4 separate regions of the Mus musculus genome follow, and regions 1, 2 and 3 are each linked to region 4. The links are chromatin loops, found by intact Hi-C in ENCODE. Cell type or tissue: left cerebral cortex. All regions are shown on one strand. Region 1 overlaps Nr2c2 (nuclear receptor subfamily 2, group C, member 2). Region 2 has its middle 11 kb from the start of Lsm3. Region 3 holds the start of Mrps25 (mitochondrial ribosomal protein S25). Region 4 overlaps Ccdc174 (coiled-coil domain containing 174).

Region 1 (8,000 bases), 270 kb after region 4:
TTGTGGACATTCAATGGTTCTTCACATGGCATCTTTGTAGACATTCTATGGTTCTGTTCCCTATTAATGTAATCCCCTTATTCTACATATTGGCAGGCTCCCATTATGCTGGGAAGGTAGCTATTTTTTCTAAAGCAGCCTTTTGTAAAAGCTCCAGTTCTTTCCCATTAGATAATTTGTAATAGGCTAACAAATGAGCCATAAATAACGAACTTATAGACTGAGATGTCTGTTGGTCCAAGAGGTCATCTCCCATTGTGCCATCTGCACAGTATGTTGTGGTTCTACCGTAATTTATTAATCAGTTCTGTGCTTAAACTTTGCTACTGGGGCTGGGTGGAGTGGTGTGCTACTTTATCTGTTCTGTCATTTTATCACAATGTTATTGCATCACATATGTGGATCTGTGTATGTGGCTGTAACCAAAATACAAAAACACAAAAGCCTGATCCATTCTGATCCAGTTGATATACAAAAAGATCTTCCTAGCATGACTCCATTCACACCTAGAAGCTGGCCTTAGATAAACATGATACCTTCTTCATTTCATTGCCCTTAAGTCATTCTCCTGTGTATGCTCATTTTTTAGTGTTACTATATTACTATTATTTTTTTAATAGGCTGAAACAAGCCAAGGAGCTCTAGGTACACTGGCAAATGTAGTGACCTCTTTGGCCAACCTGAGTGAATCTTTGAACAACGGTGATGCTTCAGAAATGCAGCCAGAGGACCAGTCTGCAAGTGAGATTACTCGGTATGAGCCCCTCTGATACTCTACATTCCTGGCACTGTGTTGTAAGGATAGATGCCAACATTTGGCACTTATGCTATAAATGAGTTTTATATTTTTATTTTTGGTCCTGGAAATTGACCTCTGCCTCTGCTTGTGTATAAGACAAGCGCTGTGCCAGTGAACTACATACTTCAAAAATACTCCAACTTGTGTCTAATTAAAGAACTATAAAGTTGTCAAAACAACCCCACATATCTGTTGTCTTCCACATTTAACTATGGGAATTTACAATGAAGGAGAACCCACTTATATCATGTGACAATAAGGCAGTCAGAGCTGCAGTTGGCTCCTTAAACCGGGGTCTTCATCAAACAAATGTTCTTTGACTCGAGCACTGTGTAATGAACCTGCACAAAACAGCATACCTCTTTCTGTTTCTGTTTCTCTTTGCTCACACCTGTTTTCTGAGTGGTACATGCTAGCTAATGGAAAGCAATAGTTGGTTCCAGGTGGCATTGGCTAGCTGCTCAGGGTGTTTCTTCCCTGCTGCTTGGCCCTTGTGTTTTACTCTTCTGTGCTCTATTCTGGCCTTAGTGTCAGGCCAGATGGGGACTTACTGGGAGCTACACAGTCCTCCTGTTAATTTGTAATCCGATGCAATATTGAGACCTCGGTGTAGAGGAAAGCACATGAGATCTAAGTAGAATTAGCTAGGGCTTTCTTACTGTTTATTTGCCATTGATGATGTCTGTTTCATTTTTGCTCGTAGGGCATTTGACACCTTAGCGAAAGCACTTAATACCACAGATAGTGCTTCACCTCCAAGCCTGGCAGATGGGATAGATGCTAGTGGAGGAGGGAGTATCCATGTCATCAGCAGAGATCAGTCAACACCCATCATTGAAGTTGAAGGCCCTCTCCTTTCAGACACACATGTCACATTCAAGGTGAGTACGTTAGCACATGCTATCTACTTCCCCTGTTTGCTAGAGCCAGGTGCTTTACCTATACAGTTTCAAAAGTCAGACCTTGCAATGAGTTCATTTTGTAATTGTGGCAGAATCTTGAATTCCAAAGCATATTCTTGTTGAAAATGACCCTCCAATAAGTGTGGCACATCACAGCCAAGATAGACTGCCATGGTGCTAGCCACTGAGGATCAGGGGCTGGTTGCTCTGCCTTTTCCTATGACAGCAACACAGGCTCGGCCAGGCACCTGTTGGCCTCTCTACTATGTAGAATACTAGTAGGTTCTCAGTCTTTCCCATGCTCTTTCTGTGTCTGCTCTCCCGACAGGGCATCAGAAGGCTCTCCAATCTATAGTCTCCAGAATGAATCTCTTGTCTTAGTACACTCTGTACTGGAGATATCTAGACAGTCATTTGGGTAGATAGGGTCCCTGACTATAGTTGTCCAAGGTTTGTTTCTCAGGTTGCTTCCAAGACACTAGTCCTTTTGAGGACATCATAGCATATGGAACCTTGGCAGGCTGTTCTTCCATTAAGATGTTACGTTGCCCAGCACCTTTTCATTACCATCTTGAAGCTACCCTTAAAAACACTTGGCCAGTGAATTAGGGCTAATAACAACAGCATAGCTGAGGTCAGAGTTGTTGAAAACATCTTTGTATAGGTGAGCTGGAAAGTGTCCTATAGGCTCCTGAACCCCAATCCAGACTGCTGGACTCCAGTCACTGAGCAAGAAACCATGGGAGCTGGTGAAAGCCTTGGCTACATGGTCACATATTCCACTAGTGACAGGCTTTTGGAAGTTCTTTGAGATCTGAGACAGTTACCATTGTTGAAACAGGAGATAAGTTGACAAGAGCACCTGTCCCTCCTTTAGCTCTTGTGTCACAACACCTTTTATTTTCCAGCTTACAATGCCCAGTCCTATGCCAGAGTACCTCAATGTACATTACATCTGTGAGTCTGCATCCCGCCTGCTTTTCCTCTCCATGCACTGGGCAAGGTCAATCCCAGCCTTCCAGGCACTTGGGTAAGTGGCTTTTATTCCTGGATGTCCTTGAGTAGTGGGATTTGTTCTTCCATTAATGGCCCACAAGTTCCCTGAGGTCCTTTACAGTGTCATTGTTCCAATTTACCTTATTCAGTGACCCAAAGTTGTATTAAATATAGTCAGCAGACTGAAAGAAACAATAGTTCTTGTTGCCAAGGATTTGTTGCTAGGAGATGTGTCTGGCCTTTGATAGGATGAGTGTCAAGAGCAATGGTTTGTGTGTATACATTGCCTTGCCTCACTGTTGAGCAGCCAGTGAGGACCACTGGCTTGTGTCATCTCTGCAGGAAGCCCCTCCTGCTTGCTTGTTCATGAATATCACTGTTTGGTGATCCTGTTTCCCTGTCAGTCCCAATGCCAGCTCTGCTACTATGCTAAGTAACTAATGTCCAATTGGACTAGGCCACCATTGTGGCATGCAGTCTGGCTAGAACATAAACAACCACGTGATACTGGGAATGTAATGAATGGATGCATGCTGCAGGGTAACCACCATAGGTGATACATGGGAAACATTAGATTGTCCACTGGTTCATACCAGTGGCCTAGGGTAAGCAGATTGGGATTGAGAATCATTAAGAACAGCATTTGACAGCTATAAGGCTGTGGGAACATTGTCTCACTTCTATGAATCTTCAGTTTTCTTCTCTGTAAAAATCCTTGCCAGAAGTAAAATCTTACAAAGCTCTTAATCTAGAGCTGAAGACTGAAGGGGATCTGCAGATAGAAATGTGCTCCTGGGCTGGGTGATGTGGCATATGTCCCCAAATGTAATAGTGACAGTAATTTACCATTATTAAAGGAGAGATGGTTTAGTTTGTCATTCTTAGGGCAACTCGACAGGCAGTAACTGTTGAATGAACATCTGCAAATTCTTGACTGCCTGCCCTTGCTGCCATTTGGAAGATAGTTGACATCTCAGGGTTATCAGTACTGTTATATGAAGGTGTCCTGATGTGCAGCTAAACAGTGGTGGTCTTAGTTCCCTGGGTGGGGTTTTTGTTTTTGTGTTTTAATCTGAGCATTTTGAAACCTCCTCCAGATCAGTAAGCACCAAAATCAGTAAGAGACTCTGATGTTGACCTCTGGCCTGAATGCAAATGTGCGCATGCACATACACCCATACAATCATGTACATATAATCACATACATATAAAGGATGTTTTTTAAAACTGTTTGTCACAGCTTGCATAAAGAGATCAGAGGAATATTTGGGGATATCAGTTCTCTCCACCATGTGGATTTTTCCTAAGGGACTTTACTTAAACTTAAAACCTTCATGGACTTACTCAAGGACTTGGGTCATTTTTCTGGGAATGACCTGAACGTATAATAAACCATTTTCACACCCTTGCTAGGTGGTGGATAGTGCTAGGGCTTTAAGTCCATAAAGCTCACATGCCTAGAGTCAGCCACATGAAACACACTCAGCCTTATCCTTGTGTTCCCAGACAGGACTGTAATACCAGCCTGGTGAGGGCCTGCTGGAATGAGCTCTTCACTCTTGGCCTGGCCCAGTGTGCCCAGGTCATGAGTCTCTCCACCATCCTGGCAGCCATTGTCAACCACCTACAGAACAGCATCCAGGAAGGTAGGTCCTAGGGCTATGGGAGTGGAATATATCTTTATCCAATCTGTGCCTGGATCAAAGCCCAGCCTGTGTCAAGTTGACCCAGCTGATCTTTTTTTTTTTTTTTAAAGATTGATTGATTGATTGATTGATTGATTGTAAGTACACTGTAGCTGTCTTCAGATACTCCAGAAGAGGGCATCAGATCTTAGTACAGATGGTTGTGAGCCACCATGTGGATGCTGGGATTTGAACTCAGGAAGGACCTTCGGAAGAGCAGTCAGTGCTCTTAACCGCTGAGCCATCTCTCCAGCCCCGACCCAGCTGATCTTTGTGAATGGACAAACATCTGTCCTGTAGTAAGATCTGTAATGGCATCTAATAAATTTGATAGTCAAGTGGAGTAGCAGCTGTGGCAATAGAAAATTCATTTTAGCCCTGCAGAAGCTAGCCCCTGTGAACTGAGGCATGAGTTGCCATGAAGGAATTAACCCTTGGCAACTACAGGCTGAATTAGGTGCATTACTGAGGTAATTTAAGATTTTTTTCTTATTTATATTATGTATATAAGTACACTGTAGGTCTTCAGACACACCAGAAGAGGGCATCATAATATCCCACTACAGAAACACCATGTGGTTGCTGGGAATTGAACTCGGGATCCCTAGAAGAGTAGCCAGTGCTTTTAACCACCATTTCTCCAGCCCTTGAGTACCCTTTAAAAAAAGATTTCTTGTATATATGTGCCTGTGCCATGTGTGTACAATGTCCAGAAATTAAAAGAGGGCATCAAATCTCCCAGAACTGATGTTACAGATGATTGTGAAACACTGTTGTGTGGTCCTGGGAACTGAAACCGGGTCCTCTGTAAGAGCATTGAGTGCTCTTAACTCCTGAACCATCTCTCCAGGAACAAGCACCTCTTGATACTCCACTTTCATCTGGAAATGCAGCCCTTGACAAGCTTGAAATGACTTGGTTCTCTTTAGAAAGTGAACTTAGCCTCCATTTGTCTGTGATGCTCCTTAAAAGACTGATCTTGTTCTTAGTTTACCTCAGAGGTTCTGTGATTTTTTTTTTTTTTCCTAGATAAGCTTTCTGGTGACCGGATAAAGCAAGTGATGGAGCACATCTGGAAGCTGCAGGAGTTCTGTAACAGCATGGCGAAACTGGATATAGACGGCTATGAGTACGCATACCTTAAAGCTATAGTTCTCTTTAGTCCCGGTAAGATATGTGGTGGGGACTTGTGACACTTTGCACTGTGTCTACTGATGTTTCTGAACATGGCCATATTGTCATCAGTTGTGTAGGAAAGCCCTTTAATATTTTATATAACCTAGAGTGTTATTAATAAGTGCTTTGGTATCAAACATCAATAATTCTTGCTCTTTAGCCCTAAAGAAATGTTCCTGGGGATTCATGTTCTGAATACATTTAATTTGCACCTCAACCAAGCCATTGTCCAAATAGGACCACCATCCAGTGCTATTTTTCTTGTTTGGGCTCTCCCATTTCCAGGTTCTCTAGTTGTGTATAATCCAGGTAGATTGGAATTCACCTTTACTGACTCTGGATAACAATAGGCCTGACTATGTATAGCAGCTGAAGAGGCAGAGAATTCCTGGTGGAACGAAAAAGGCACCTGGACTGGCCTCACATTCTTCTTCTCTAACTGTTCTCCAAACCTCTGGAGAAGTCATCTGGGCTTACCACTGACCTCAACAGCAAGAGCTGAATGTAGCATAACTGTTTTCTTCTTCCTCAGACTCCTACCATAACAAAGCTATCTATTGAAAAGGAGTCATTATGTAATTAAACATCTGAAAAGAGACTATTTCTCATATATATTTAGAAATCTCTCTTTCCTAGAGTAGTATAAAGCAGGAAGTCTAGAGCCAATTCAGGGGTGCTGTTTAGGTAAGGCTGTTAGGCTCTACCTGGGAGCCACCCACCTTCCTAGGACTCTTACAGCCTTGGAAAAATACAGAGGCAAAGCCAGTATTGTGACAGCTTCCCAATTCATTGAGCCAACCTTCAAGTTCAGTTGCTTATATTTGATACGTATCAATCAACAGACTAAAAAGAAAGATTAAGATTTCTATAATACTTTCCAAATTCAGAAAGAAACTTGGGGTTTACTTTTCTGTTTTCAGATCATCCAGGTTTGACAGGCACAAGCCAGATTGAGAAATTTCAGGAGAAGGCACAGATGGAATTACAGGACTATGTGCAGAAAACCTACTCTGAAGATACTTACAGGTGAGGCACAAGGCCATGCCCCACACAAAAGAATGGGTGGGGCGGGATGGGGTGTGGTAGGGCATGTGGCTGGGTCAGATTCTGGCAGTGTAGAGAGCCTCCTTTAGATCACTAACATCTCCAGGTATAAGAAAGAAAGAGCACAAACATAAGAGAATGCCAGGCTGGATGCTTCTGACTGCTGGTGACAGTCAGAAAAGGAATACTCTTCTGGAACTAACTCCTCACACATTAGAGAGGTGCTTAGCACTCATGGGGAGAGGCAGCATTAAAGTCCTTAACAAAAATGAAATCTGGCCCAAATTAAGAAGTGAGTTACGTAAGGCAATTTTGCCCTTAGATAAAACTGATGGGGGAAAAAGTCCTTTTATATAGGTGAGAATTAATTGGTAATATCTTAACAATAGGATGTATATTAGCCTAATACATATTTTGACAGTATAGTTGATCTGCCAAAAAATAGAATGTATGGCAAGCTTTTCCAGGCCCAATTTTCTAACTCTCCCTTTCCTCCCAAAGTAAACAAAAGTAACAATCCAGAAAGACGGTTAGCCTGCTTTCCCCAGACTTGGATCCTCTGAGCAGAATTAGAATTAGGCTCCCTGAACTGCCAGGACTACTTCTTCCTGCCGTGTACTTCTCAAAGGAAATGCTATTGTGCCAGTGGCTCTGGTGGGTTTCTCTGTGTAAAGTCAAGACAGTTTTTTGTACATCTCCTTAGCACAGATGCAGTTTCCCAAAACCAACTTCCACTAGGATCATTGAAGACCTTGAGTCACATGATACGAGAACGGGGCTGTGTGTGTGTGTGTGTCTGTGTGTGTATGTATGTATGTATGTATCAATGTATGTATCATACCCACAATTCTGGTCTGGTGTGTAAGGAGGTTGTTCTCTTCTGAGGCCACAGTGTTTCCATGGTGTCTATGGTCAATAGATGGCCTTGGAGTCTGAAAGCAGAGCCCCTCACTCTTGAACCATAATTCTGCAGCATTAGAAAGCAGATGTTTCATTTTTAAGCCTGAGTCAATCCTATCCAAGACAGAGACCCAGGGCAGGAAAGGTGAAGAAGGCACTTATGAGATTCAGGGCCAAAATGAGGAAAGCTATCCTACATGAATCAAAAACTCATTTCAGCATTTCTTCAGTCTTTAATAGATAGCATATTGTGTTGTATTTTTCTTTTTATATACTTTCTAGAGCGGTGTGTGTATGTGTGCATGTGATATGTAAGAGGCACAGGTGCTTCATTGGAGGTCAGAGGACAATCCTTGGGAGTTTTCTCCCTCTGTCCTGGAGCTTGAACATATGGTCAGGTTCTTTGGAACACTCATTTACCTACTGAGCCATCTCACAGTCCCTGTAACTCACTTTTCAGGCTTTTGTGTCTTTTTTTATATTAATTCTCCTGAAGTA
Region 2 (8,000 bases), 360 kb before region 4:
AGGTGGGGCAGAACCCTCCCTTGGCCCTGACCACCCTGACACTGTCCTTAGGCTTTAGCTGTGCTGGGTGATGTCCTGTTCACTGTGGGAAACATAGGACTGGGGATTTTGACTGTGTCAAGTAGTCATTCCTTGAGATCCCCTTCCTGAGTAGACAGCTTAGCCAAATTCTAGCAGCAATGGCCCTCACTAACTCACCGACTAGCATGCCTCTGGCAAAGCCTCTATCATAGTCCTCAGAAGTCCCACAGTCTTAAAAGGAGCAAACGGGTTTGTAAGGTTGGCAGCTTCTTCAGGTTTGGGACTCAAGCAGACCTCCTGCCGCTGACCCCCATACCAGGGCTACCACTATTGGTTTGAAGTGGTACTGTCTAGGCCTTACGGCAAAGGGTTCCTAGCAAGGATGTCTTAGACTTATGGTCAGAGAACACTCAGCTGGATATGCCATGCTTGCTGGAATTAGTAAGAGTGGTTTCTGTAGCACACCGTCTGTGATGGTTACAATATGGACTGTCCGCCAAAGCCTCGGGTGTTTCAGTGCTTGGCCCCCGGCTGGTGCTGCTGTTTGGGAAGCTATGAAACCTTTATGGGGTAATTGAGGGGTGACCTTAAGGTTTTATATTTATAGTCCAACCCTGCATCCTGTTCTGTCTGCTTCCTGACCCCCCAGATGTAAACAAGTGCACCATGCTCCTGCCATCACAGCTGAGCCCCCCCCCCCCACAGTGCCTTCCCTACTTGAGTAATGTACCCTCAAAGTGTAAGCCAAAGTAAACCCTTCTGTAAGTTGCTTCTTGTCAACTAGATGGGCATAGCAAATGCCACACCTTCATTCCTGGGTTGGTTATTTCATGAAAGAGATAATTCGGAATGGTGATTGCTTCTCACAAAGACCAAGCTATATTTGCAGTGTGCTTTATTTGAAATCCAAGTAACTTGACTAATGTTAATCTATAATCATTAGCTACAAGTGACAGTTTTAAGCAGTAAATTTCAAAGATCTGCCCCAATACGAGGTATCAGCCATATTTCCCATGACCTCTAATTTACTCTTCAGGGGTAATACTCGGCCATTGCTGTCCCATCCTGTGAGCAGCTACTAGCAGTGAGCAAAGCTTACCTGTGATGAACACACACACACCACTGGAAACGAAGAAGCCATCCTGGCTTGCCCCAAACGCAGAGAATTTCTGTTGTTTAAGGAAAGTAAGCACTGTGGGTAGCCCTGTCACTTGGCTCTTTATTGAGCTCAGGGCAAGCACTTCCCTATGGCAGATTCAAACATCTTGTGCTCAACCGTAGGCTGTTCATCCAGCTGTGAGAATGGAGGCTTCAGTGAGCCGGGCCTGAGCAGGATGCTCCCCACCTCTCTCATTGGCAGCCAAAATGAGACACTGCCAGAGGCAAAGAAGGCCTGTTCTATAGATAAGTCAGTTATAAGTTGCTGAAATTAGTAGTGACAGATTTCTTGGGACACACCTCAGGCTATTGCTGTGAAATCTCATCAGAAGCTCTGGAGCCTCTCAAGAAATCAAGGTGGGCAAAGCTTAGGCTTGTTCAGTAACAGACTGGGCAGCATGGTGGCAGCAGGACCCGGGGAGTGGGGGGTGGTGGGGAGGAGGGTACCTGTAGAGTCCTGCTGCAGCACTGGGTCGGGTTCCTAAGCCAGATATAGGTATTGGCTCCTCTGCTTCTGAGAACTTAGAGTTGAACACAGTCCCATCAGACAAGTGACTGCTTGTTTTCACAACCCCAGGCTGAGGCCTGGCCAACAGCTTGTCCTCCAGCAATGCTGAATGGGTGAAGATTAAATGATACCGGGCCTGCAGTGCTATGCTGTGCATTGCAGGCAGAAGGGGCCAGTGGTACTTTGGAGAGGCAAGCTGTGGACATCATTCTTCAATACTGGGGTCCCCACAACTCAGCAAGGCTTACCTCCTTTCACCCCTCAGCCATCTTCTGCCACCATGTGCCTGAGACTACCAGCAGGCGCCAGCTGCGGGCACCTAGCCAGGCATCAGTTTACATGGAAAACACCAAGAAATGAGGACTACAAGGCCCGATGTTTTCAACTCCTGCAGGCCTGTTGCTCCACTCAAACAGAGCATGTCGATTCTTATTTTCTTGGCTGAAGTTTAAGTTTCATGGGTGTGGATACAGCATGCCCCACTGTGGTTTCTGATATTGATTACCCCTGAGGGATTCTTTTCTTGGTATTCTTCCCATCCACTTCCTGTGCCATGGACATCCAGGGTGAGGTGTTGCCAGGAGCCCCCCAGTTGTCCTTTGTGGGTTGGGAAAGTTCCCACAGTTGCAAGGGGATCTTGCAGTATCATGGAGCCAGATAACCAAGCTACAAAGCACAGCTGTGCCATGTGCCAGCTAAGCAGATGAAGTGCCCTAAGGTCAGCTGTGAGGACTAACGAGTGTCTACATGAGCAGCCCAGGAATTGTCCCCAGGTTGGAAGCAGCACAGAGAGGTCATGAGCAGTGGACAGAAGTCACTCCTTTAAGCTGCCTTAGTCCAGCTGCTCTACGCCGTCTCCCTAAGTCGTTTTCAGGGCAACCTGGCTTTGAAATATTTTGATTTGTCCAGTTAAAATGTACTTTGCAAGGGCTGAGAAAATAGCTCAGTGTTTTTTTGCCAAGCGGACATGAGGATCTAAGGTCAGATCCTAGCACCCATGTGAAAAGCAAGGTATGTCGGAACGAACCTGCAAAGCCAGCCCTGGAAGGTCAGCAGAGCTTGCTGGCTAGCTAGTTTTGCTGAGACAGTAAGCCTCAGGTTCAGTGAGAGACCCTGTCTCAAAAAATAAGGTGGAGAATGATAAAACATAAACCTCTGACCTCTCCAAGCAAGCACACACACACACACACACACACACACACGTGAACACATACTCCACACCAGAGAGGAACAAAGATGTTTACCATGTGCCAGGATCTGCAACAGGACCAACTAAGGGCCTGAAGCAAGGAAGGGAGGGAGAAGGAGGCAGAGCATCTTAAGGGAGTCTGTCTCTCAGGATGATAGGCTCTGTGAGGATCTGTCAGAGCAGTGAGGATCCCTCACCACCACTACCACCCTGGCTGAAGGTCAGCAAAGAGGCCAGTGCTAGAGAATTCTGCGTCTAGTTGGGCATTCAACAAAGTGAGAAAGCCTGACTTCACTCAGTACTTTGATCTCACAGTGGGAATACAAAGACCTAGGGAGTGGAAGAGACCTGCCTAGGTCACAGCACCCAACAAATAGCACTCTGAAATGGAACCAGGGCACTGTGGGGCTCAGCTGCAGCAGGGCTGTTCACACAGCTCCGCAGCCCCTGAATAGAGTGTATAGTCTGAGGGCTGTGGTCCCTTCAGATCACATGCCAGCCACCTCCCCTCCTTTTCCCCTTTGGTAGGATTCTTCCTTCTGAGTGAGCAGCTGCTGTTGGGCTAAATGAGACCCAGTCTTCCGTCCGTGCTCGCTATGGAGTAAATGCCTCCTGGAGAAAGCAGAGGTGGGTAACAAACCTGCCAGTCTTGACTCTGTCACCAACACGCTTTGTGGCTTTTGGCAAGCTTCCCCCCATTCCTGGGTCTCACTTGCTCACACAAGGGGAAATGAAGAGTACTTCTAAGAGAATTCACCTAAACTTGTATGTCTTTTTTTTTTTCCTTCCTCAATTAAATGTATTTTTAGCTGGTACATAAAAGCTAAACACTGGAGCTTGGCATTGTGGTGGATAACTGTAATCTCAGCAGTCAAGGGGCTGAGGATTACAAGTTCTAGGCCAGCCAAGGGCTATGAATCAAGATCTTAATCTCAATAGACAAGCACATAAAATAGGCACACATAAGTAAACAGGTACACATTGGGTGGGATCTTAGTGAATATAAATGTTTATCTCCAAACATGTATTTTAGAATAATTAAATTTAGTTTATTTCTGGTGAAAACTTAAAATCTTTTCTTGTTGCTTGTGAAGCACACAGCCATCACCACAACCTACTATGTAGCATACCAGGTCTGTTGCTCTTATTCAAGTTTCCAGGATCAGTCAAGAGCTTGTTTTGACACTAGAGGGTGCTACACTCTTCACTATTCCCTTTCAGTTTGTCTCGGTTCATTGTCAACATATTAGATGGCAAACTGTGCCATTTAATTCCTTAAATGCAAACTATGTGAAAATCCAACCGTGCTTCCAGAAGCACAGGACAGACAACATCACATGCTCCACAGCCCCAGGAGACCGTTTTCAGGCAAAGTATCCTAACAGTGGCGGCTCCTGTGATGCTGAGCTGGAACCATCCACAAGAGCACACACAGTCTAGGCAAGATGGTTTCCCCAGCACTCTGGTCCTGGGTGTATCTCGCTGGTGGAGCTGAGCTTTGTGGGGCAGGGAGTTCAAGGCCAGACTTTGCCATCTTACTGAGCAGATTCTTGTTCCTGCTGTCAGCCTGAATGTCCTCATTTGTGCTGTCCTCCCAACCTAAGGGCACTTTGTTATTGATTCAACAGGTTTAGAGAGATTGAAAGATACCCGAGAGCCATCATTTGTATTACAAGGTAAGGATACAGATGAGGAGACAAGAAACCTTGCATTTACAACTAGCTGAACACTAGACTCAGTCCCTTCAATCCAGTTTCTTCCTTCATAAGATAGGAGCTAGCCAAGTGCTTTGTTACTGAACTGCGCCCAGCCCTCACTGATGTCTTCTTCTCTTTTTCCTTTACAGCTTTTCCAGGCCTAGAACCACTAGAAACTAGGTTGGATCCAAGGCAGTTGTGCTTAGGGTTTGGGGATTGGCAGAGTTCTCCCTTGCAGGGTCCTCCGTCTTTCCCTCTTTGGTTCCCAGCAATGCTTTTCTCATCTCAGTTGTCAGGTGTGAGAGAAACAAGCAGAACCAGCCTCATGACCAAGGTCACCTAACAACATCACAAGACGATGACATCACCATCAGCTCTGGCCCAGAGCTCAAATAACGGAGGGAAAGGGCAGGTCATCCTCACGGCAGGGTGACAGAGCTGGTGCCAGGCCTCTGCCAACTATCAGGGCCCAGGAGTGTTGCTGAAAGCTACCCAGGAGCAGCTCATCCCTGCCTCCGCTCAGCCAGCGCTCTCACATGCTCAGAACAGTAGAGTCTCACCAACAGGGGTCCCCACCCCCACCTTTTCCTAGAAGCAAGGTTAGCAACTGCCAGAGTCAAAATAGATGTGGAGAGAATTGTGTGGCAACACTCGGGTTTAGTTCAAGCACACTGGATTGCACGATATCCTTAGAGGGCAGAGCCATTGCAGGAGGGATCAAAGCAGCCGGCCTTGCTCTTCGGGCTGATGTTTCTGCCATGCTGCATGTCAAACAATCATGTCTTTGGAGCCCAGATGCCCTGCTTTGTAGGTAAGCCACGTGTAGAACTTCATGTAAGGAATCATTCTGTCAAAGTAAATAGTTGTCCCAAACTATTTATTTCATGTGCTCTGGTGGCCTGCACCTGTATTCTCACAATACACACAAACACACATACACACACACCATTTTACCAATGTGCACATACATATATACACACACAGCATAAGATAAAATGTACCATCTTAACAATGTATAAGTAGAAGCACTCACATTGTTGTGAATGACTGAAGATGTCCCCTACCTGCCAAGTCCCTGTTCCACAACACAGTACTTTATTACTTTGTCTAGACTTCTTTTTCAAAGGTTTCAAATCCATGGGCAGTATTCAAAATATGAGAAGAAAGCTGTGGCGTGTAAAAGGAACTTTTATTTACCTGTACTAATTGTTGTCTCCAAGGCCTACTGCCTCAATCTGCTAACCTAGGCCTAATCCTAGAAGCTTCTAGCAACCATACAATCTTAGCTAGGCCTAGAATGTCTCAGCTTCTGAAACTTACTGCTGAACAAATTCACTGTTTCTATTTCTTTTTGAGCTCTGGCTGACTGGTTCAACTCAGCTGTTCTGGCTCAAACTCCTCTCCAAGCTGACTGATTGAATCTGGCTTCTCTTGGTCTCTGACTGAATTGCCCTACTCGGCCTCAAACTAACTCTAGCAATCTGTTCTAATCTTCTGGCTCCTTCTCATTCTCTGGCTCATTCTGTCTTTACCTTCTCATTCTCACTTTCAAATATGGGTGCTTCCTTCTACAAACTAACTTTCTCTTCGTTGTTTAGAATTAAAGGTGTGTACTAAGATCGAGCCACACTACAACTAGAAACGGGTTTTTCCAGTGAACAAAACAATCTCAGGGTTCACACTGTGATCAAATATCCTGCAACAGTGGAGCACCTTCATCCTTCATCACAGCCGCACATCGCTAGGGAGAATCCAAGATTGGTAAAAAGATAGCTGGCCTCGGATTGACTGGAGTAAAGACTCTCCAGACAGAAGGCCCAGCTTGCTGCCGACCCCCAGGCTCCCCAGACCACTGGAGCAGCATTCAGATACATGGCCCATCTCACCCACCTCTTACCCCACCTGCCTTTCTCACCTTCCTCTCCTCCTTCAAACCAAACCCACTGGCTGCTTTGCTATTCCTCACACAGGTCAGGCTCAGTGCCTCCTAAGTCCCTTCCCACTGGACCCTCCCTCCCCTTAGAATCATCTCCAGTTGTGCTGAGCAACAGCCCCACTTGCCAAGTTCATAAAATTCTTGATGATCAAAATATCCTACACCAACTAAGTCACAGTTTCTAGAGCCTTCTGGGTTGATATTTAAACACAAACAAACAAAAGAGTAAAACATCTCCTCTAAGAAGTCTAGTGTGTAGCCGCTTTCAGAGCCAATGTCTGGATGAGTGTTTTTCAAAATGCAATCTCAGGTCAGTAGAAGCAGCAACAGTACCTGGAGATGTGTTAGAAACTCAATGTGCTTAGAACAATAGCAAAGCAAGACCTCCTTCCCAATTCCTAAGATACCAAATGAGCAATTTGGGGTATAGAGTCAGGAGCACACATTTAAACAAGCTCTGAGGTGACATGCCTACCAGGTTCTGAGAAGTACTGGCTTCCATCCTTCATGTTCAACCTGTCTTGTGGGTCGGGAGCACAAGAATTCCCCGAAGCTGTCAGAGTTCAGATTCCCAGTGCCATCCCCACTAGCAAACAAGACCTGTTGGATCAACTGTTCTTGGTGATTCATACATGTTAGGAATTGAGATGTCTCTCATCCCTGTCTTGAGGGACTCAGAAGCCATGAAACACTGGGAGAAGAGCCTGGCCTGCCTGGGTCTCACATCTTAATTATCTTTGCACACTGAAAGGCTCAGGCTTGGTAGAGAAAAGGCTCAGGCCAGGGCTGAGGCAAAGAAAGAACCAGAGAATCTTGAAACATCCTACTACGTCAGAGAGCAGGGGAAAACCTGCGGATGTAGCCCAGTCAGCAAAGTGCATGGCCCTGTAAGCACTAAGACTTAAATCTGATCCCTGTATTCACTCTAAAAGGCTGGACATGGTGGCGTGCGCTTGTAATCCTAGTGATGGGTAAACGGAGACAGCTGGATCCCTAGGGCTCCCTGGTGAACCAGCGTAACCAACTTGGGGAGTTCCTAGCCTGTGAGGGAATGTCTCAAAAATAGGTGAGCAGGCTGTGCCTGAGGATATCATTTGAGGTTATCCTCTGGCCTCTCCATACCCGCCTGCAAGTAAGTGTATCTGTACACATGCACACACGTGTGTGCACACCTACATACACACAAAGCAAGGAAACTTCAAAAATGAGGGTGATGCCAGCTCCAGAAGCCAGTTTAAAGAGTGGTCTGATTTTAGATGAATCTGATTGTAGTGATACAAACTATTAATGTGTGAATCTGTGATTTTGTAGTTATAAGATGATTATAGAAAGAAGTGTGAACACAAAAACTCCTTCTCACAGTAAAATACCAACTTCTAGAGTAGAGATTTGGTTCAGTGAGCCTTAGGGCACCCAAAACCCATGTGGGTAAGGGGCTTGGCCTTAGATTACGGTGCCATTGGGTGGCCGTGGGAACTCTAGGAAGCAAGA
Region 3 (8,000 bases), 300 kb after region 4:
ACAACTGGGACAGAATCTGCAATTAAAGTGCCAAAAATGAAGCGATTAAACACGGCTAACACAAGGATTTGTTAAAGCCAAGAAGGAAAATTAATCACACGTTCCCCTTTGGCTTGAAGTCACAGAAAATGAGTCTTCACAGTGTTTAAATTATCAGAGAACTCATGTTCTGACTGTTCAGAAGTGACCTTCGAGGGAGGATAGGCTGAACAGGATGCAGATGTGTGTACAGGCAGAGGCAACGGCCATGAGAACCATACTCCTCTTCCGCAGGGTCTAATACGTCAAAAGGGTGCTATTGAGATGGCTCAATCACTAAGGAGCTTATTATACATGCAAGACAACCAGACTCTGAGCTCCGGGATCCACTTAAAAAACAAACAAACAGGTAGGGGGTTATAGAGATGGCTCAGTGGTTAAGAGAACTTGTTGCTTTTGCAGAGGACTCAGGTTCAGTTCCCAGCACCCATATGGTGGCTCATAACCATCTGTAACTCTAATCCCATGGACACCAGGCACCAATGTGGTGCACATACATACATGGAGGTAAAACACTCACATATACATTTTTACAAGCAAGCCAGGTGTGGTGTCACACATCTTTAAACTCAGTAGTCAGGAAGCAGAGATAAGCAAGAAGATCTGTTGTTAGCTGGAAGCTAGCCTGGTTTATAAAGGAGTTCCAGGCCAGCTAGGCACACCGTGAGACCCTATCTCAATTAAAACTTAAGGAAGATTTTACTTGAGGTTGGAGAAATGGCCCAGCAATTAAGAGTGCTTACTGTTCTTCCAGAGGACCTGAGTTCAGTTCCCAGTACCCACATCAAGTGCCTCACAACCACTTGTAACTCCAGTGCCAGAGAATCCAACACCCTCTGGCTTCATGGGCACCTGCACACATATGGTGTAAATAAACTCTCATGACATACAAAACACACACACACAGAGAGAGACAGACAGACAGAGAGAGAGAGAGAGAGAGAGAGAGAGAGAGGTAAAAGGCCAGGTGTGAGCCCTTGCTTGCTGGCTCCAGGCTTACTGACCAGCCTAGCTGAATCCATGAAGCCCAGGCTGAGAGACCCTATTTCAAAAAGAAACCAAGTCAGCCAGCTCCTTAGAAACATTATCTTTGGTTGAATGCTAATGTATCCACACATACACAAACACAGGGTCGGGTGGGGTGGAGACCTTTAAGTAATTACATCAACACAAAACTTGAAAAAGTGAAAGAACTGCTTCTGGGGAGGAAACACTGCCCTGAAAGCTCCACAGCACACCACCCAAAAGCTTGAAGGCAGAACTTGTCAGCAAGTCTCTGTCTTCCCATCCCAAAGCACAGAGCCTTGTGCCCACAAACCAGATAGATATAGATGCACCTACTGGATCAAATGGGCACAAGGTCAGCACCTGTTGCACTCTGCCAGGCACTTTATTCTCCAGCAACCCCACACCACCACCAACACACTGATGTTGTGGTGTTCCGCCTAGGAAAAATGCTGTCAGAAGTTGAGAGAACTTGTGTGATCCCAAGGTCATACAACTAGTTAAGAGGCCTTTGCATATGCATAAACTCCTGACAAGTGGGGAGTAGAGCCCGAACCCTCTGGTCCACCGAGAGGGTTCCAGAGAGCCCTCACCCCAGCAGATCCCAGGCTAGCAAATCTTAGGTCTTGGGGGTCAACTTGACCAGAGAAAATGGCTTGAAGGCGGCTTCTGGCTCTCATGAAGTCAAGGTCTTTGCCACAGGGGCCACTCTCCACCTTGAAAATTATTCTCTTCTCTCTTTCTGATCCGTTCTACAAATCCACTTCTATCTACAGTCATGTTTATCCCGTACTGTGGAAAATCCCAGTACTGAACCCAGCGTTTTGGGCGCTCAATAAATGTGCAGTAAGTTCGGAAGGGTCCAAAGCATTGCTCAGAGATGATAAACGGGTCAATGAAACCTTTCATTCATCAAGTGTCCTAAGCAGCAGCAAGCCATGCTGTGCACAGGTGCGGAAACTTACTACTCCGCTCCCAAGGCGTTCCCCGCGCCACAGCCTCGCACAAGGGGCCAGCCTTCCAGCCGCAACCCATCCCTCCGGTGGAGGAGCACTCGGGTTTCTATCGGGGATCAGTCGGGATGCCCTCCACTGCCTCAGCTTCTTTCACTGAACCCCGAGGGCTGTGACCCACACTGACCTGGCGCCTTCGCCCAGTTCCCCATACGTGTTGTAGTTCACGGTCATGATCTTCACAGACTCCTTGAATACCACGTCCCCGCGACCCAGGTACTGCAGCGTACGGCGGATCGGGAAGCGACCCTTCATCGGCATGGTGGAAGTCAGGAACTCCTCAAGCCGCGGACCAGCGCGGCTCCGGGAATCTTGGGAGGCACTTCCCGGCGGCCAGCGCGGCCGCGGGGCAGCCTGGGACTCGTAGTTTGGGCCCGGGCTCGCAGCCGCCTCAGCGTTGGGAATCAACCTGTCGTTTTTGTCTTCACAGAAACCAATTATCTTCTCCCAAGATCTCCAGTTCTGAAGTGAAGAGCTTGACGGAAAAGTCGCTGTTGATTCAAAGGGAAAACTTATTTGCAAAGGAGGAAAGAGTGGCTTGCTCTGGCGCGTCAGGGTCTGCCTCAAAGGACTCTGCTTAGAGGAGGGGGTCGTTCGCTTGTTAAGAGTGGTTGTGACAGATATGACAAGTCAACAATCAACATGTCACTCTGCGCTGCATTTTTTTTTTTAGGATTTATTTTTACCTTACTGTTTTGCTTGTGTGTTGTGGCTGTGCACCACATACACGCAGTGCCCGCAGAGGCTGGAAGAGGGCGTTGGGTCCCCTGAAATTGACCTTACAGAGCTGTGAACTGCCATGTGGGACCTCTAAAAGAGCAGCAAGTGCACTGAACTGCTAAGCCATTTTTCCAGCCCCACTGTAATTTTTAATCGCTGTTTATGGCTGAAATTAATTTTTCTATAGGATTCTCAAGATTTTTTCCCTTTGTAATTATGTAAATTTTCAACTGACTTCCCAGGCTTCATAGATGAACTGTCTACTGATAAGCCCATTAGAGCATTTTTCATCTGTTAATCTTTTATTCTAGTATTTTTTTTTCAAAACTTAAGTGTTCTTTCCTCTGCTCAAATAATCCAACAATTCTAGACATGTCCTGTGCACACATGAAGGCTGGGGGAAAAGTGTCCTGCTGTGTTTCTGTTCTCTTAGTAAGCTCCAGCAATTGGGATTGTAACCCACACTTCTGGGGTTACAGGCACAGATGATCTCACCTAGATTTTTACATGGATCCTGGGATCAGAACTCAGACCCTCAAGTACTCTTACCCACCGAGCCATCTCCCCAGCTACCAAATTGTAAATTGTTTTAGTTTTTTTTTTTTTACTTTATGTCTATATTTTTTAAAAGATTTATTAATTTTATTTATGAGTACACTGTAGCTGTCTTCAGACACACCAGAAGAGGGCATCGGATTCCATTACAGATGGTTGTGAGCCACTATGTGGGTTCTGGGAATTGAACTCAGGACCTCTGGAAGAACAGTCAGTGCTCTAAACCACTGAGCCATCTCTCCAGCCCCTATGTATGAGTGTTTTGCCTGCATATATGTGAACACATCACTAATAAGCTTCAGCTATAACTACATGTCTGAAGAGGAAGGTAAGCTTCTAGAGCATACCCTTGAGAGTGCAGCAGGCGGCTGCAGGGTATCTAATCACACTGTGAGCCCCACAATGGTGTTACTTACTGGAAAAACCTTTTTTAGTTGTGGTATGGCTCAGTCTCAGCACACACCTTTAATCCAAGAGCTGCTTCAATACTGTAAACGGGATTAAATAAAGTCAACCGTAGATCAAGAGGAGGAACAGCCAATTAACAGGAAATGGACATAGGATTATTAAGAGAAAACCATTGACAGTAAGAGGGAGTCTTACTGTTAACTGTCCTCACTCACAGCCCAATAACAAAAACCAAAGTTACTACTGGTATTCCTACAAGTCATGGGTTCTGCTGCAGCCATCAGATCTTGGCTTACTCTGAACTCACCACTGCAGGTGCTGGGAGGAAACTGAGCCCTGCAAATCAGTTTCCTAATGGCTCCAAGAAAGGTTACTGGTTTTTCTTCAAGCCAGCTGCTGCTTGTAAGAAGACTGACAACTTCCGAAAGACGCTGCAACTGAAATCATTAAGTGATTAAGATCCTTAAGTGATTAAGATTCTGCTAGGCAAGGTTAAGAGCACTGACTGTTCTTTTAGAGGTCCTGAGTTCAATTCCCAGCAGCCACATGGTGGCTCACAACCACCTGTAACGGGATCTGATGCCCTCTTCTGGTGTGTCTGAGGACAGTGACAGTGTACTCAAATAAGTCTTTAAAAAAAAATTGTGCTAGGCTTCTGGGGAGGCTGCAGACCTTGAAGTTTCATCACAGAAGATGATACTGCATCCACAGGAGACACCCAGCAGCCCACATAAACAGCCTTGGGTCCCAAATCAGACAGACCTGGGCTCCAGGCCCAGATGAAGTCACTGTAGAAACCCATTTAGCCGCACCTAACTTCTTTCCAGATTGTTCAGCTGCTGTCTCTTTGGTCTATGTAATAGCTGAGCCCTTCCCTCTTCACCATTCCTGAGCCAACCCAAACCCACCTAAATACTGATGGCAAATGAGTTGTAAGTATCCAATCTGTTCTTTGTCAAACAACACAACACAGACCTGTTGGCAGAGCTGAGGTAAAGTGTGAAATGTACCAGTGCCTGGTGCAAATGCCAGCCCCAGGCTCCCTCACCCCTCCGAGCTTCAGTTTCTGGTGGGGATAGGACTGTAGAGTCGATGACCAGCCAGTCTAGCCTAACTGGAAAGCTTCAGGATGAGAAACCCTGCCTAAAAGGCGGATGGGTTTCCTAAGACTAATACCCAAGGTTGTCCTCTGGTCTCCACGTGCACATGCAAACATTCACTCACTCACACACACACACACCCCTCCATGTGCACATGCAAACATTCACACACACATTACAAAAAGGAAGTGAAGGGACGTTTTAAGCACACACAAGTCCAGCCATGAACATGTTATTTTTTTAATAAAAGCCTTACATAAATGATATTTTAATGTTTTTAATAAAAGCCTCTAATACAAGGCCCCAGTGTAGTGCATGCGCATCAATGACCATCTTGCTGACAGTCATCATGATTACCAGCACACCGAGCTCCTCTAGTCTGACCTCGTACCGAGGCCAATTCCACAATTTGAACCGCATGGCATAGCTACACAATATGGCTCATGATGACTTAGAAAGATGTTTTACTGTCTGACGACAAAGACATGATATGTGGTAAGTGCAGTGATGAGGCTCCAGTTCCTTAGTGTTGTTAGAAGGGAATAAGCAAGAAGCCTGTCCACTATGAACAGGACCTACACCTAAGGGATCTGCCAACACCGTATCAAGGACGTGCTCCATCCTTGGGAATCATCGAGTATTCACCCACGGTAAGAAGCTGGCACTGTGGTTCCCTCACAGGCCAAACCCCCTCTGCAAACCAACTCTGACCTGCATGCATTCTGGGAGCTGATCCAGACAAGGGGCAGACAAGTCTCTCGTGTTCTGTTGGACTTTCAGAATATGGTCAGCGAGGAATTCAATGAGAAACTCAGGAAACCCTCTGGGATCTGGGTTCACCCGGTTTAATAGTCAGTCAGTCTAAAAGCATTTGTTTTCTCCATGCTCTCAGTCAGACTGCTACCTGGGGTGAGTTCCAGAAAGAAGTACATTTAATAAGTCACTAGATAATTTTTTTCTCAATTTTTATTTTTGTTTATTTATTTATTTGTTTGTTTTTTGAGACAGGGTTTCTCTGTGTAGCCCTGGCTGTCCTGGAACTCACTCTGTAGACCAGGCTGGATTGGAACTCAGAAATTCCTGCCTCTACTTCCCAAGTGCTGGGATAAAAGTCATGTGCCACTACTGCCCATCGAGTCACTCACAGCTAATTAAGAAGCCCAGTCTTATAAGAAAAGCATTGTCTACAGTTGTACCACCCTGAACACCTGATTTGAGTCTGGAAAAGTAATGGTGGAAACCAGAATTTAGCTTCATTCTTGTGTTAGCACTGCCTCTTTGTCCATGACACAATAGCAGACCAAGCAGGGCAGATATGGTGGGCATGCCTGGAGCCTGGGCTTTAGAAAGAGGTAGCCTGCCCCAGGTAACATAAAATGCCAGGCTGCCTACCTTCCAGAACATCTTGACACCAACAGAGCTGGCAAATGGCTGGTAATCTACTAGCAGGCCAGTAAACACCTGTCAGCAGAACTCAAAGGGTTCATACGCTCCCTCCTTCTCCAGCCCTTCCCATAGCCCCATACAGGGCTCTCTATCCAGCCAAAGCCCCAACATGTACTAATGAACTGGGATTAAAGCTGCCAACATAGAGATCTTTGCACCCAGATAACATTCTTACCACCTAGATGGATCTTCACCAGAATGTGACAGAAGACTTTCAGCTTATACACCAGTAACCAACAAAAGGCATGGCCCAGAGAAAGCTGAGGGGAAAGTGACTAGTGGACAGTTATTGTCCATTAACTAAAGAGTATCATCACCAAAGAAATTACCCAGAGCTGAGCACACCAAGAACCTTACAAGGTCATCTGTCAATCGATCTGTTCCTGTAAACCAAAGTACTAAGCTACATAACTTCCCTTTCTGTTTTCTATCAAGAGTTCAAGTACTTCAGGGCTGTGGAATGGTCTCAGGCTGTGCCTCAAATATTTCCATTTCTCAGTACATCTTACCAGTTTCCCAGGTCAGGATAAACCACAAGGAAGAGGGCTGACTGGAGGGCCTTGAAGTTACTAGAATCATCCTGACTCAGAAGTGTTCCATCACCTGCTAATACTCCACAGAAGCTTCCCAGTCACAATTCCAAATCAACAGGCCCTTGAATGTGACCTGCAGAACGGTCATTCTACCAAAGACCTGGAAGGAGGTTCCCAGGGGATCAGACAGCTGCATAAGTAGAAACTTCTCCAAACCATAACATCCGCCAAAAAGTTGAACACTACTATCTCACAGTCAAGCTCACACTGACACCACCAGCCCACTACCCTCACACTTGGGAATTTTACTTCCTTTAACTGGGAGGGGACAACACTGGCAACATTCCTGCCATCCATAAAGAGGCCCTGGTCCCACTGGGCTTCACAGCAGTATCTCCCTAAGTGACGTGCTGAAAGGGAACAACCAAGTCAGGACAGACTTCTGCTAGAGCCCTGCCTATCCTGGCTACAGGAAGGGCCTGTCAAGGGCTGCCCTATAATACTGCATAATGACCAACAACAGTCCGCAGAAAATGAACTAAGAGGTGCCCATGAGCCATTTCTGCCTTGGCCCAACAGAGCTGTATCTTGAAAATAAAATGGTAAAGTCCCCTGAAAATGGAATACTTCATTAAAAAAAGAATACAGAAAAACCAGCACATGAATGCCGATTGTTTTTCCCGTTCTTGCTCAACTGTAGTGGAAATGTCTCAAAGTGCACAGCAAGAGACTACTGTTCCCACCCCAACCTGTGTGTGTTCAGATGCCTGCCCATCCCCACCTCACACTTGATATCCTGCTGCCCAAGACTCTGCCCAGTTCCTGCCCATTGCTGTCAATTAGGGGCCCCCTTCTGCTTAGCCAGGGTGCACTTCAGCTCCCGGAGGTTCTCCGTTAGAACCTCAACCTCGTCCATTCGCCCACACTGCTTGGCATCAAAGATGTAAGCCTTGATGTTGTCAATTTGCTGCAGGAGCAGCTCCTCCTCGATGTGTTCCTCGGCCTCCATGCCACTATCACTGTCCACCTCGAAGGGGTTGGTGGAGGGGCACTCTTCAAAAGGGTTTCCAGGGGCGGCTGGACTGGCAGGCCTGGGACCGTCATCCTCATCAAAAGGGTTGGGTGCTGGACTGTCTGGGTCGGTGAAGGGATTTCCTGCCCCCAACTCTGCCACCTCCTCT
Region 4 (8,000 bases):
GCTTCTCTTTTTAGGTAATTATGGTGGCCTTTTTAGTCTGTCATGATAAATGCCACCAAAATTATGTGAGCAGAGAGGCTAGTATATTGAAACACCAGGGTTGTAGCTTGTTTTATATTAGTTTGTGGCTTAAATGTATTCTTGTATTCTTTGAAATAAGTATTGCTAATGCTTTTAACAACTATAACTTGGTATAAAGCAGTGTGATAAACCACAAATGACCAGGACCTTAGTCTAAAAGCACCATGGCAAAGAGGGGATTACCTTGAATCTGGTGATCCTTTTTGAAATTAAAAAAAAAAAAAAAAAAAAAAAGTTACGTTTAGATACATCTTTCTTCTGGCATGTAACTTAAGTTGTATTTAGCAGCTAAACTGTTGGAGCCTCAACTCAGTGCATCCATCTATTCACTGTCAGAAACTTACTGAGCAGTTACTCTGTACCAAGAATGGCTTCAGGTTCGTAGGCACACTGCTGCTTTCACAGTGAAGTGGATGTGGTGGGTCTGAAGATCTCTCAGGACAGGGCAGTCAGCACTTGCTGTACCCATCTTTTCATGGCAGGCCTCTGAGGAAGCTGCTGTCAAGCTGATAGTTTGGGGCAGAAGGACAGTTGTAAGACCATGTCTAATACTTGTATGTTTTTCTCCTAGGGAAAAATTGGAAGAAAAGGCCAAATTATATGAAAAGATGACTAAAGGAGATTTTCTAGGTAAATAAAAGTTTCTATTTCTTTATTGTCTCGAATTCATACAGATCTTCAGTATTAATTGTTTGAATGATTCTAAGAGGGAGAAATTTAAAAAATCAAGTCTGCACTAATAATTTGATGTTCTGTTGGGTACCAGGCAGTTTGTTAGGAGCCATCAGGGACTGGGCAGTATAGGGAGCCAGTTCTGAAGCCTTCACAGCAGATCCAGTGGAGCAGGAGAGCACAGCACCAAGGAGGCGGTTGAACTGGAGCAGCCTTGCGTTCAGTGACAGCCATGCATGTGGGAAAAGTAAGGTTGTGCAGAATTGTGGTCCCATCTAGGCTCTTGGGGTTTTGTGTCCCTTTTTCCTTTCCTTTGTCTTTCTATTTTCAGTTTTATTTCTGTGATATGCTTTTTATTTTTTTTAACTTCATGTTTTGCCGTGTTTTCTTCTATCGCATTTATATTTTTGTGTATATGTCAGATGTGTGTGGCTGTGAGTATGTTATTGTGTGTGAGTGCAGACATGTTAATGCCACAGCATGGGAGTGGAGCTAGTGTAGAGCCTTACCTTCAGCCTTGTTTGAGACAGAATCTGGAGGGGTCTGTTCCACCTCCCATCTTGCTGCTGCCGTAGGAGGGCTGGGATTACAGATGTGCTGCAAATCAGGCTTTATGTAGACTATGGGGATCTGAACTCAGGTCTTCATGATTGGGCAGCAAGTGCTTTCCCTTTGATTCATCTCTTACACTTTTTAATTTTAGTTCTCTTCCTACCTTTATCCTGTTGGGAAATCTTTATCTTTCTTTTTGATAATTCCTAGCTCACTCTTTTTTTCTCTCTCCAGAATGGTCTAGTCTATTCCTCTTCTTTCTCTTTTAGTTTATTTAACTTTGCTTTCTCTTTTTCTCCCCTTAACTTGTCTTTTTCCTTTATTATGCTAACATTGTCCCATACCCTAAGTAATTTCGACTTCATGGCATAGTCTGTTAGTAGTTGTATGATGTGCTTGTAATTGGTTTAAACATCTGTAATACAATTCCCTTTTGTCATATCCCCCTGAAATAGAAATCAGTATTCATAGTTGCACAACAGTATAAGAGACTTTCTGGGCCAGTGCACACACCATTGGCAGGAGGCAGGGAGAGCCAAGTATGCATTCAGGAAATTTCTAGAGGGCAATGCTGTAATATGGTAAGCTGGAGAAAATGATCCTGTAGGGGAGAGGGGAAGGGCTACAGGTCAGCAGTTCTACCGTGTCTAGCACACAAGACTGCAGTGGCTGTGGGCCATCATTTGCCTCTTCTCAGATAGCATGGATTTTCTACACTTCAGGGAGTCCAGCATGGAAAAGTCAGTCATTCCCAAAGCTGGAAGCTGTGGTGAGAATGCTGCCCTCCAGAAGAGGAGCAAGGTGCTCATCTCTAGGATGTCTCACTACCGTGTGCATCTGCACTTCAGCTCTCAAAGAACATACCACTTCCTTCTTGTGGCTTTGAAAACTTTTTTGTTTTATTCTTTTTTTTCTTTTCCTTTTGATTCAAACTTTTATTGTTACTACTGAAACCCAGAGGCTGGAGAGATGGCTGGCTTAACAGTTAAGAGCACTTGCTGTGCTTACAGAGGACCAGAGTTTGACTCCCAGCACCCCTCTTGAGCAACTCACAACTGCCTGTAACTTCAGCTGTAGGAGAACTGATGTTCTCTTTTGCCTTCTGAGAGTGCCTGAACCCCCATGCACTCCTCTCCCCGTACATGTAATTAAAAACAACAAGAAAATATAGTAACTCAGTCAAAGGAGTATGTCTGAGGAGAGTGGGTTTTGTCAGATCCTGCAGGCCCATCTCTTAATACTTAGTACTCTGCTTGTGTATCTGAGCTGGTGAAGTCTTGGAGCCTTAGCTGTCTCCACTGTTACACTGTAAAGGGGGTGACATCACTTGGTGATAGGGAACCCAGTGTCCTTGCTCAGTCTCTGTCCTTAGAAAAAAAACTATGTTGAATCCATCCTGAAGAGCCTGACTTCAAGTCTCACCTGAAAACAATGTCTACTTGTGAGAACAGAGGACATGTGTGTGTGTGTGTGTGTGCAAGTGAGAGAGGCAGGTTCTCACTGTGTAGCCCTGGAAGGCCTGGAGCTTACTATGTAATTTAGGCTGACCTCAAACAGATCTACCTGCGTCTGCCTCCTAAGTGCTGTGATTAAAGGTGTGCACACTATGCCCCAGCTTAAGAGCACGTTGTTTACCTGTGTTAGGACCTTTCAAGCACTTCTTTCCACCAGTGCAAGAGCTAAATGATGCAACTCATATGTTTAGAAAGGCCTGTTACACCACAGCAAGAAAGGTCCACTCTCTTGACTGGGAGACGTGCTGTTGTGTGTCTCTTGTATGTTGTCAACTGTGATTTGCTCAAAATTGAATAGGTGTGTTGTCTCACGTGGGCTTACTGCTCACTCAGCATGTTGATAACACAGCAGGAGCCTCACGGCTTTTTGGAGTATAATGGTGTTATGGATGGCTTATTTAGAGCTTCCTGTCAAGTGCTTGGTGGCTGTGTCTGCAAATTGTCCCAGGTGCAGGCATTGACTGGCAAACAGTCAGACAATGGGGCCCTTCTCAGTTCCAGCTATGGTTTTCTTTTTTAATTTCGAGAATCTGTAAATTGATTTTTGTGCCCTAGATGAGGAAGTGGAGGACATGTACCTTGTGGATTTCACACAGAAGATCATAGACAAGCGAAAAGAAATGGAGGTGCTTGGTGCCACGAGAGAGTCCCAAATCGAGGAAGAGAGAGATGATGATGATAAAGAAGAGTTTTCTGACAAAGACATACCTCCTCCTCAAGACCCCAGTGAGGAATGGTGGGTAATGGGGATCAGATCGAAGTGATCCTCTCAGACTCACATTGGCTTTTTGAGAAATGTTTTGTTTGATCGTTATTATGGCAATTTCTTTTCATACTCTGCCTGGGTTTTCTGTTTTCCAAGAACCATCCCTTTAAATTGGGATGAGCTAGTGTATCGATTATATAGAAATGGGTGGGCCAGTGGAGAGGTAACATTAGTGACTGCAGATAAGAATTGAGCATCTATATGTTGTGCCTAGTGTGGTCCAGGCCCAAGGATCCCTGGGCAGCAGTCCATCAATGCCCTGCTCCCTTACTGCATGCTATTGCCTTACGTGTGCCCTGGTGCAGATGCTAGGTCCTGGGAAGGGGTCCCCTTTGAGCAAGCTGTATTCTAGCTACACTGTTTTCTGGTAACACCAAAACTCCACTGCATCTCCCTTAAATTCCCTCCTGGAAGCAAGTGTGTTCCCTTCTGGGAGCATACGCAAATACTTTGCAGAACTTCATTGACATTTCCTGTATGTACATAAAAGATGGAGGAACCCAACCTTATGCAGATCAGAGTGAAAATTCCACCACAGTGTCTTTCATGTCACTTAGACAGTCACTTAGCAGAGCTTGCCATTGCTTACACATCACCGATGTCCTGACTGCATGCTGGGGCTGGCCCTCTCTTAAACTCTTGTTGGGAATTTCTTAGAGAACTGTTTATAGTGTTTCTTAGTCTTTAAATTCGCCCCTTGGACAGGTATTTATGCATAAAGAGAAATCCCTACTTCTGAGGATGTCGGAGAACCTTCCTCTTTATATTGCTGAAGGTGTCCACTGGGGTCCATGTTTTCTTACTTTTAAATAACTTACTTCTAATGTTACTATTGTGGGTAGACATGTGACTGTATGCTACATGGGTCACAGAGAAGAACATGGCTTCTCTGTGCCTTTCTAGTTTTCTAGTCTTAAGTACTTGCTTCCTCATCTGAACTAATTTTGGGGGGAGGTTGGGGGCAGGCATCTTATCTTTTATTTATAGTTGACCCATTCTAGGCCTTTTTACCAGCAAAACATTTGAGGCAAACTTTTGCTTGTTTTTGTAATCTGCCTAAATTGTGTCTTCTGGCACGAACCCTTCCTGTTTCCCGAGAACAGTCCTCCTTCACTCCCCCAGTCTCTCCAGGTTCATGCTGACTGGGACTGCTCAGTAAGCAGTTGCTGATGAGCTAGAGCCATTGCTGACTCCTGGATTCCCTTTGTTGGCATTGTGTGCTTTGGAGGCTTGCTCCAGAACAGAATAGCTATGATTGCTTTTCAAGGCAGAAATCCCATCTCCTTTGAATGGTCTAATGTCTCTTAATTCTTTTCTTATTAATGCCTTTATGATTACAAGCAGCTTGCCAGCGATTTGAGGAATTTGGAGGGCAATTGAAGGTGTCACATGCCACCATATGGTACAGTAAGACACACTTCAAGCAGTTCCCACACTCTTTTTGTTTTTGAATTAAGCTTCAGAATTGTGACTACTTGTAAATCCTTTTGGTAATTAGATCCCAGGTGGTGAAAAATCTTTCTGCAAAAATACTGTAAATAATTACACAGACCATCTGGCTAGATGGTTTTCTCTCTCATTCAGTAAAAAAAAAAAAAGGAGAGAAAGCAAGAAAAAAGAAAATGAAGGCACTGTTTTGTTTAGTTGTAGGTTTGATTTCTTGTGACAATCAGCTATAAGACTAAAGGAGTGGATTCCCAAGCATTTGGTTTTTAAAGCTAACAAGGAAACCAGCGTCACTTGAGAGGAAAGAAATTACAGGCAACAGCACAGCCAGTGGAATCGGAACTTGAATTGCTTTGCTTACTATTAAAGTCCTATATTATTAAGTCCTTAACTGTATGCCCTAAACTCTGCTCCAGACTCTGGGAGATTTATTGCTTGTGATAACAAATATGAAAATTATGTTATACCATAGTGTAAAGGACATGGTTTCTGTAAAAACCTGCCCATACTTGGTTGTTAGGAAGTCTCAATGTTTTGTTTAACTTTATGCTTGGTCTTGGGGGAAAGATGAAGAAAGGTGTATACTGTTTGTCTTCCTCCTACTCAAAGTGGATCCAAAAGATACCGTGACTTATATTAAAACTTCTTAAGCTCGCTGGAGAGAACGTGTCAGTTAGAAGCAGAGGAGTAATAAAGAGTGAGACCTGAGTACACTGGGGAGGGAGAATGAAAATTTGGAGTACATAGTCTAGTGGGGAAAATGCACATGCAAGTTAAGAGAGTTCTTCCATGTCACCGTTTCTGTATTGGTAATTTGTCTTTGAAATCAGAAACATGATCAATTCCTTCCTACAGTTCCTAAAACTGAGATTTAGTAGAGGGCACAGCAAGCTTAGTGAGTCTCAGCTGCTGGTGGTTTGTTTGTTTATTTGGTTTTTTTTTCCCCCCCTGTGCTCGTGGTCCCTTAGCTGCAAGGTTCTTGGTAATGTCTATAATGACATTGCCAATTCTCTGACACAGGGATCTGCCCATGGTACAAACTGTCTTCCCAATGTCTTAACTTACAGGGTGGATTACGTGGACTCTTTGGGCCGATCCCGGCGCTGCATGAGAAAGGATTTACCAAGTCTATTGGAGATGGATAAAAATCTTCAGGGGAGACTGTAAGTCTAACATGTGGCCTTTGTGTGGAACACAGCCACAGGGATTGTCTTCTGGGAGAGGTTGCTGCATGACTGTATGTTGCTAAAGACCATTAATAGTAAGAATACACTGAAGCCTCTACAGTTAGCATATCCAGACACTTCATAATCTTCTGTGCTCAGGGAACAACCTGAATGCATAATACTTGACTTTTTTTTTTTTTCCTCTGAAACCCATTTTTTTTGACATATACAACAAAATAGATTTATTTTTCATTTACAAAACTAAATGGAATAGTAGTATTTTATTCATATTTTGTGGCAACTAGAGTTGCTTGAGACTATTTTTAAGTAGCAAGAAATTGTGACAACAGTTGTTATCTCGAAAAATCAAATGATATAAAAATTTTTAAGTGAAATAAAAATAAAATAAAATAATCTACCTTCTACAAAAATGATGGAAAGGACAAGGATTATAAACTATCAATCTGTCTCTGTTCTTTTTTTTTTTTTAATTAGGTATTTTCCTCGTTTACATTTCCAATGCTATCCCAAAAGTCCCTCCTACCCACCCCCCAGCCCCCTACCCACCCCCCCAACCCCCTACCCACCCACTCCCCCTTTTTGGTCCTGGCATTCCCCTGTACTGGGGCATATAAAGTTTGCAAGTCCAAAGGGCCTCTCTTTCCAGTGATGGCCGACTAGGCCATCTTTTGATACATATGCAGCTAGAGACAAGAGCTCCGGGGTACTGGTTAGTTCATATTGTTGTTCTACCTATAGGGTTGCAGTTCCCTTTAGCTCCTTGGGTACTTTCTCTAGCTCCTCCACTGGGGGCCCCGTGATCCATCCAATAGCTGACTGTGAGCATCCACTTCTGTGTTTGCTAGGCCCCGGCATAGTCTCACAAGAGACAGCTATATCTGGGTCCTTACAGCAAAATCTTGCTAGTGTATGCAATGGTGTCAGCGTTTGGAAGCTGATTATGGGATGGATCCCTGAAACCCATTTTTTGGGGGTTGGGAGGATTGGGGAGAATTAGTCACATTATTCCCTGAGCTTCTGACTCAGCTTCCCAGGCAGGCACCCTGTTCTGGTCACGTGCAATGTAACTGCTGAAAGGGTTATATAAGTTTGCTGTTGCCTTGGAAGAGTGTCTGAAGGTTGCAAATACAGAATGAGCCCAAACCTAGCCACAAATCAGCCTTTGTGGACAGAGGGTTGGAGAAGGTTCACTTGCTTTTATTCACTTCTTAGTCATAGGCCTTTGTATTTTGAAACAAAGGCCTATGACAATATTTCTAATGAGACCAAAGAAATAAACGTTTGAAAGTATCTTGATGGTTAGAATTCCCTGTAGTCAGCCTCATATGAAAAGTATTAGAGAAGCTCCACCTTCGTGAGCCCTTCAAGGTTAAGGCGTCCTGTGCGTAGGCCTGGAGTAAGCACAAATCATGGCATCTGCTGGGACACTGGAGGCACTGTAAGAGCGCAACCATGTCTTCAGACAAGAGGCCATTCAGAGAAGTTGAGTGGTCATCGTTCCTGGCTAGGCCACCTCCCATATGTCAGCAGGACAAGGGAAGAAAGGAAAAGTCACTTTTCTTGAACACTGAGGCAAGATCCATCATGTGTAAGCTCATGTGTAAGTCTGGGAATTGATTTAAAAATGATAAAATAAGGTCAGCAAGATGGCTCATTGTGTTAAAGGACTTGCTGCTAAGCTTAATGAGCTGAGTTTAGTCCTGGGAACCCACATAGTAGATGGAGAAAATAAATAGATTCCTAAAAGTTGAAAGCAGTCTCCTGACTTCTCCATTCATGCTG

What was found. Hi-C counts contacts between places; a loop is a spot of excess contacts. Peaks named below come from ENCODE experiments on the same cell type or tissue, not always from the same donor. Only the 100,000 strongest peaks of a DNase experiment are listed, where the experiment ranks them.
Region 1: it touches region 4 in a loop (2.9-fold over the local background); 4 of 42 quality-filtered maps call a loop at or near these places.
Region 2: a loop joins it to region 4, with 2.9 times the contacts of the local background. A loop is called at or near these places in 3 of 42 quality-filtered maps.
Region 3: a loop joins it to region 4, with 3 times the contacts of the local background. A loop is called at or near these places in 6 of 42 quality-filtered maps.

The regions. Positions count from the first base shown.
Region 1 is chr6:92,157,710-92,165,709 of GRCm38, forward strand. Nr2c2 (nuclear receptor subfamily 2, group C, member 2) reads left to right here. Exons shown (of 15, transcript NM_001347342.1): 9 at 621-754; 10 at 1,503-1,680; 11 at 2,610-2,731; 12 at 4,204-4,343; 13 at 5,412-5,549; 14 at 6,479-6,584. Among named protein-coding and RNA genes, the nearest start is that of Gm46967, 4.3 kb to the left of the region's middle. In left cerebral cortex, a CTCF peak has its summit at 4,930 (motif pointing right); no DNase peak of the experiment used is centred here.
Region 2 is chr6:91,523,370-91,531,369 of GRCm38, forward strand. No RefSeq gene overlaps it. Among named protein-coding and RNA genes, the nearest start is that of Lsm3, 11 kb to the left of the region's middle. In left cerebral cortex, a CTCF peak has its summit at 4,062 (motif pointing right); DNase peaks (open chromatin) are centred at 3,465 and 4,063.
Region 3 is chr6:92,181,656-92,189,655 of GRCm38, forward strand. It overlaps Mrps25 (mitochondrial ribosomal protein S25), which reads right to left and starts at 2,368. Exons shown (of 4, transcript NM_025578.4): 1 at 2,185-2,368. The coding sequence starts at 2,318. Rbsn (rabenosyn, RAB effector) reads right to left here. Exons shown (of 12, transcript NM_030081.3): 12 at 5,057-8,000. The coding sequence ends at 7,655. In left cerebral cortex, CTCF peaks have their summits at 2,793 and 3,466 (motif pointing right); DNase peaks (open chromatin) are centred at 2,366 and 2,772; H3K4me3 peaks cover 1,795 bases; H3K27ac peaks cover 967 bases.
Region 4 is chr6:91,884,696-91,892,695 of GRCm38, forward strand. It overlaps Ccdc174 (coiled-coil domain containing 174), which reads left to right. Exons shown (of 11, transcript NM_172730.2): 4 at 653-711; 5 at 3,375-3,555; 6 at 6,099-6,194. Among named protein-coding and RNA genes, the nearest start is that of Ccdc174, 11 kb to the left of the region's middle. In left cerebral cortex, no CTCF peak of the experiment used is centred here; DNase peaks (open chromatin) are centred at 4,793 and 7,246.